Linked DNA regions of Homo sapiens: region 2 is linked to region 1. A link is a loop called in an ENCODE intact Hi-C map of the cell type or tissue named here. Cell type or tissue: natural killer cell. All regions are shown on one strand. Each heading gives the region's core, and the rest is flanking DNA. Links, peaks and the distances in the headings are about the cores only.

Evidence for each region. A loop is a pair of places that touch in the nucleus more often than their neighbours do. Peaks named below come from ENCODE experiments on the same cell type or tissue, not always from the same donor. Only the 100,000 strongest peaks of a DNase experiment are listed, where the experiment ranks them.
Region 2: a loop joins it to region 1, with 5 times the contacts of the local background. A loop is called at or near these places in 4 of 110 quality-filtered maps.

The regions. Positions count from the first base shown.
Region 1 is chr6:158,798,197-158,801,111 of GRCh38, reverse strand. The region is part of intron 2 of EZR (ezrin); the gene reads left to right. Among named protein-coding and RNA genes, the nearest start is that of EZR-AS1, 18 kb to the left of the region's middle. RefSeq lists an enhancer at 2,200-2,399. In natural killer cell, for the core only: no CTCF peak of the experiment used is centred there; a DNase peak (open chromatin) is centred at 1,434; H3K27ac peaks cover 182 bases.
Region 2 is chr6:158,903,525-158,906,439 of GRCh38, reverse strand. The region is part of intron 2 of LINC02901 (long intergenic non-protein coding RNA 2901); the gene reads right to left. Among named protein-coding and RNA genes, the nearest start is that of LINC02901, 35 kb to the right of the region's middle. RefSeq lists a silencer at 2,337-2,537. In natural killer cell, for the core only: no CTCF peak of the experiment used is centred there; no DNase peak of the experiment used is centred there.

The sequences.
Region 1 (2,915 bases), core at 187-2,686:
CTGTTACCCAGTGTGGTGGCGCAAGCATGGCTCACTGCAGGCTCGACCTCCTAGGCCCAAGTGATCTTCCCACATTGGCCTTCCAAAGTGCTAGGGTTACAGGAGTGAGCCACTGTGCCTGGCCAAGATTTCTTTGCCTTTGCGCTCATGTTCTTCTTTAACCTTAAAAGAAGAGGTCATATAAAATAATCAGGTATAATTTAAGATACAGAAAGCTTGATAGAAAGGAGTAGCCGTGTTCTACATCTTCATCCATTGCATTTGCAGATATGCCTCAGGATTATTTTATTAGTACAATTTTTTTTTCTTTTTGAGACAGTCTCACTCTGTCACCCAGGCTGGAGTGCAGTGGTGCAATCTCGGCACACTGCAGCCTCCACCTCCCAGGTTCAAGCGATTGTCCTGCCTTATTCCCTGGTGTATCTGGGATTACCAATGTGCACCACCACACCCGGCTAATATTTTGTATTTTTAGTGGAGATGGGGTTTCGCCATGTTGGCCAGGCTGGTCTCGAACTGCTGGTCTCAAGTGATCCACCTGCCTCAGCCTCCCAAAGTGGTAGGATTATAGGCATGAGCCACCGTGCCCAGCCTAGCGTCATGTATTTATACTGTTATTTCCACCTCCTAAAAGTCAACAAGGACACTTAGCTCAAGAAGGCTGATGTTGAGAGAGAACGCTTATCAGAACAGGGATCTCTGAGGAAAAAGGGAGCTTAAATGTGTGTCCCTGGAATTTCTTCTAGCCCTTCCTTTCCTTGGTGACATGGCCACTGCTATGGGCGGGAATTAGAGAAGAGCCCTGACCAGTGGTGTTGATGTCTTTGCCAAGTATACTGTCAGGTCAGTGTCATAAATTGATGATATATATAGAGAGACTTCATTTAATAGAAAATAATATTTTAAGGACCACCTTGCTATTTTACTTCTCTAATAATGTTTTGAATATTTTGATAAATACCTTTAGCAACATAGTGGTTCTCATCTCAGCCCTCTCTGTCCTTGAAAGAATGTTATTTATAACAGGGTGGTTTCTGGACTGCCCTTCTGGAGTAAAACTTGGGCATTCTAACCATATGCTTGCTGGAAACCATAATAATGTAAAAAGTCGTCATTGGGTTTTCAATTGCAATTACATTGATATAATTTTGTATATAAAACAGTCTGTTACTGGGAGCAGCATTGTTCATGTAAGAAAGATGTTCGCTTCATATAATACATGGAAACAAAGTTATATTTTCAATGTTAGCCATTACTGTGACACTCCAAAAAAGGCTGGTGATGGGGAGAAAGAAGAGCTTTAAAAAAACCTACAGACAATTCACTTGCCTCTCGGGCTTTTCTGCTTTGCCTGCCTTGACCGAATTAGAGTATCTGCATTTCTGCACTAAGCTGGTTGAGGTTTGCTAAGTCAATGGTAATGTTTTACAGAGCTTGGCTGTTAGCCAGCATTTGTGGAAAACGACCAATGTCTGTCATAGCTAGTGCTATAATTTATTCAGTTGGCATATTGTTTATGGAGACAGTGAGATAAGGGGATTAGGATCCAGAGAGACTATTAAAATATGTGAGTCCATCTGTTGTGATCTGAGGTTTCATTAGAGAAAACCTGTCTGCTAGTACAACAAATGGAGACTTAGTAAGGATGTTTTTATATAAAGGATTATAAATCAGCAGAGGTAAATACATTAATCTTGGCCAAACAGGTCATGTCCTTTTGCGTTTTCCTGATGGCAGGTTCTGCCCCCTGCCGCCCGGGCACTGTTGGTCATAGCGTGACCTTGGCATCAGCTGTGAGCCGGTAAACATGGAAATGTAGGCCCCTCCCAACCTGAGTCAGACCCTTAGCCTGGGGTCCAGGAAACTGTTTTAACAAGCCCCTGGGTGATTTTTTTTCACATGTTCAAGTTTGAGCGCCTCGAGGGCCTGTGAATGGCTGCATATAAGGTACAGCTGGCCATATGTCTTAAATGACTTCAAAGGGGTGTGAGCCAGGCCTCTTCCCACACCAGACTTCATGAACCATGCCTGGTATTGTCATGTTTTTGTGAGCAGCCGTGAATAGGGCTGGGGGAGAGAGATGTTCAGCCAAGAAAGTCTAAAATAGAAAGGGAATGTTCAGTTATAACAAAACAAATTTTTGTAATTAGAGTGCTGGGTTGTGCTCAGCATCATTGGAGTTAAATGTGGAGCAGTGGCTTACACTTGTAATCCCAGCACTTTGAGAAACTGAGGTGGGCGGATCCCTTGAGGTCAGGAGTTCGAGGCCACCCTGGGCAACATGGTGAAACTCCATCTCTACAAAAAATAGAAAAATTAGCCGGCTGTGGTGGCAGGTGCCTGTGGTCCCAGCTAAGGAGGCTAAGGTGGGAGAATCTCTTGAACCCTGGAGGCAGAGGTTGCAGTGAGCTGAGATCACGCCACTGCACTCCAGCCTGGGCAACAGAGCGAGAGACCCTTTCTCAAAAAAAAAAAAAAAAAAAAAAAAAGCGGAGCAGCAAACTAAGTCCCTTTTCCATCGAGGGAGGTCTCTGAAGCAGAGCTGAGCCAGCCTCTCAGCTCTGCCCTGGTGGGGCACCCCATAGCGCCCAGAAGCAGTGAGGGCTAAGGCGGCAGAGTGCAGCATGGCCATGCATGATTGGAGCGCCGCTACTGTGTTGGTGTCAGTTTGGCAGCCAGCAACTTCTAAGAACATAGAATATTTTCATTTAGAACTTAAAAACAGTAAACCCAAAAAGTTTAGTTTTTAAAAATTCATTTTGTTTCTCCCTAAAGATTTTTATTCTTTTGAAAATGACCACAGTCTAGTTTGAATGCCATTGTTTTTCAGCTGTTTCTTATTTGCAATTGCTAAAAGCAACAAGGAGCAAGTTAAATGTCCATCACCTGAATGGGTAGACAGAAGTGACAGCCAC
Region 2 (2,915 bases), core at 304-2,803, 110 kb before region 1:
CTAAACCATTCACGAGAGAACCGCCCCCATGATCCAGTCACCTCCCACCAGGCCCCACCTCCAACATAGGAATCGCATTTCAACCTGAGATTTGGTGGGAAAAAGACATTCAAACTATATGATACCTTCTCGGAGTCGATAGCTTATTTTTTTACTCTTTGTGTCTTTTGAGCACAGTTTTAAAATTTAATATCAGTGAGGTTATCAATCTAATTGTTATTTATACTTTTTGTGACTTATAAGAAATCTTTCCCTAACCTAAGGTCATAAGCATTTTCTTCTAAAAGTTGGAAACTTTTCTCTTTCCTGTTTAGATCTTCAGCCGACCCTGGAATTGATTTTTGTTTATAATGTGAACATTCAGCCTTATTTTTTTTCCCAGATGAAAAACCAATAATCTGGACACCATTCTTTCCCCACTGATCTTCCATGACCCTCTGATGTTTGTCAATTTCTATACAGGCATGGGCACTTTTCTGTGCTTTCTGCTCTAAACCTTTTATCTATTTTTCTGTGCCTTCATCAGTACCACTCTGAATTATTAGACCTTTATAATAAGTAGTTACACCTGGTAGAGTAAACCCAAACGTTGTGCTTCTTCGAAACTAGGTATTCTTGCCTATGTTTTTCTACTGAAATGTAAAACCAGCTTGTCAAGGTCCAAGAAAAATCCTGTTTGAATTTTAATTAGAATTGCAATTCAATTGCAATTGAATTCAGATTGATTTAGAGAACTGATATCTTTATGAAATTGTGTCTTCCTATCTACTTGCCTGGTATATATTTTTTCATCCTCTTTCATCATTTTGTTATCTCTTATAAATAGCATACAGGTAGACTTGTCAAAAATCAACCTGAAAATCTCTTCATCTCAGCATTTTGCAGATGTTACTCTTCCACTGACTTCTTGCTTCCATTGTTAATGTTGAGAAATCTGCTGTTAATCTTACTGTTGTGCCTTCATAAGTCATTTGTCTCTTCCTTGTGATTGCCCATAGTTCTCTTTTACTTCAGTGACCTCGGTATCCCTATAATGTGTTAAGGTGTTCATTTGTTTTACTTATTCAGCTTGGGATTCGCTATTACTTCTGAATCTAAGGATATGTAACTTTCAGCAATTCTGAAAAACTCTCTGACATTATCTTGCTGAAAATCACCTTTTACCTGTTCTTTCTGTTCTCTCCTTATGAAATTTTTATTAGAAGCAGGTTAGATTCCCTCATTCTATCTTCCATGTCTCTTAACTCCTGCTATTTTCCCATCATTTTGTCTCTCCATGCTGTGTTCTAGAAAATTTTTTCAGCTTTAATCCAGTTAATTCCATATCAATTCTTTCTTTAGCTATGTCAAATCTACTATTCATTCATTGGTTTGTTGGGGTTTTAAAATTTTTTTTTTCGTAGAAGTTCTATTTAGTGCTTTTTAAAATCTGCCTAAAACTGGTCTGTGCTATTATTAGAGGTTAGGATAGTACTTACTCTTGTGAAGGGTATGGGTCATGACTGGAAGGAAACATGGGGGCAGGGGACTTGGGGATGCTAGTAATGTTTTGGGTTTTTTTATGGGTGCTAGTTAGATGTGTTCCAATTGTGAAAATCCATCAAGCTATATGCTTATAATTTGTATATTTTTTGCATGTATATGATTACATTATATAATATCTCTTGCTCTTTTCTTGTATTTTTAAATGTAATCAAACATTTTAGGTATATTTGTTTTATATAACACATTTGATAAATCCATTATCTTAAGTTCTTAGGAGTTCTTGCTGACTCTTATGGTAGCTTGTTTCTTCATGTATTCTTTTTTAATTTGGAGTGAAAGTTTATGTTCAGCTAGGGCTTATCTGTGGGAATTCTATAAGGCCTAGGTTGAGACTATGTCCCTCCAGGAAGGATCTGCATTGCTTCTGTCAGACGTCCAGAATTGCAACCAACTCGGGATCATAGAATTAACTTCTAAAACCACTTGGTGTAGACTCAAATCCCAGATCCAAAACCCCTAAGAGTAAAGATGTGGAGTTACACATCCATGGAAGCTGCTTTTTTTCTCCACCCAGGGCACAGGCAAAGATAAGTTTTTTTGTTATTTCTCTTTGCTAAAAGTCAGATTTTGTTTCTTTTATTCAATCCATTCTTTTCCTGAGGATGTAGCTTTTTGAGTGTCTTGGTACTATGTGGAGTTCTCAGTTTCAAATCCCTAATTTGCAACCCCTTCACTGCCGCCAAGGCATTATCTACCAGGCACAGATGGCCAGTTAAGCATCCAGGTCATCAAGACTGACAAATATCCTAGGCACAGCAGTGGCTTCAGTATTAGTTTACAACTCCAGTTTCGTTCCATTGTGACCACTGGGAATTTCCTTGGTATTCTTCTGATCTGCTTTAAGTATGTAAAAACGTATTTGTTACATTTAAGCTAGGATTTTGAGGTATTTTACATTTGGTTTATTTTCACTTTTGTTGTTGTTTGTCTGTTGTGATGGTAGCAGAGATTCCATAACAGTTAGTAGCTTAGTGTGTCTTGGGAGCAGGCACAGAGCACTGGTTTTTGCTGTGAAGCTCTAGCAGACCTAGCAAGGAACAGTCTAATATCTAGAATGAAGCTGCCTGGAGCAGAAGTAGCAGCTTTCCTGAGCCACTAGTTCTAGGGTGTTGTTCTCAGAGTCATTCTTGGAAGCCCAGCATAGATCCTGTTCCTCCGGCCCTTTCAGTGATTTTGTAAAAAGCTAATTTCCTTTGACAAAGCTCCTTCTCCTTAAAATAAGAAGAGTGGTTTCTGTTACCTCCAACTAAACCCTGCCTTACACAGACATCAAAAGTCTAAAGACAAAAGAAATGATTAATAAATATGACAGGTTTTAACCAAATTTGTCATGGAATAAATACAAATTACAACAAGATTTTTTTAAAGTT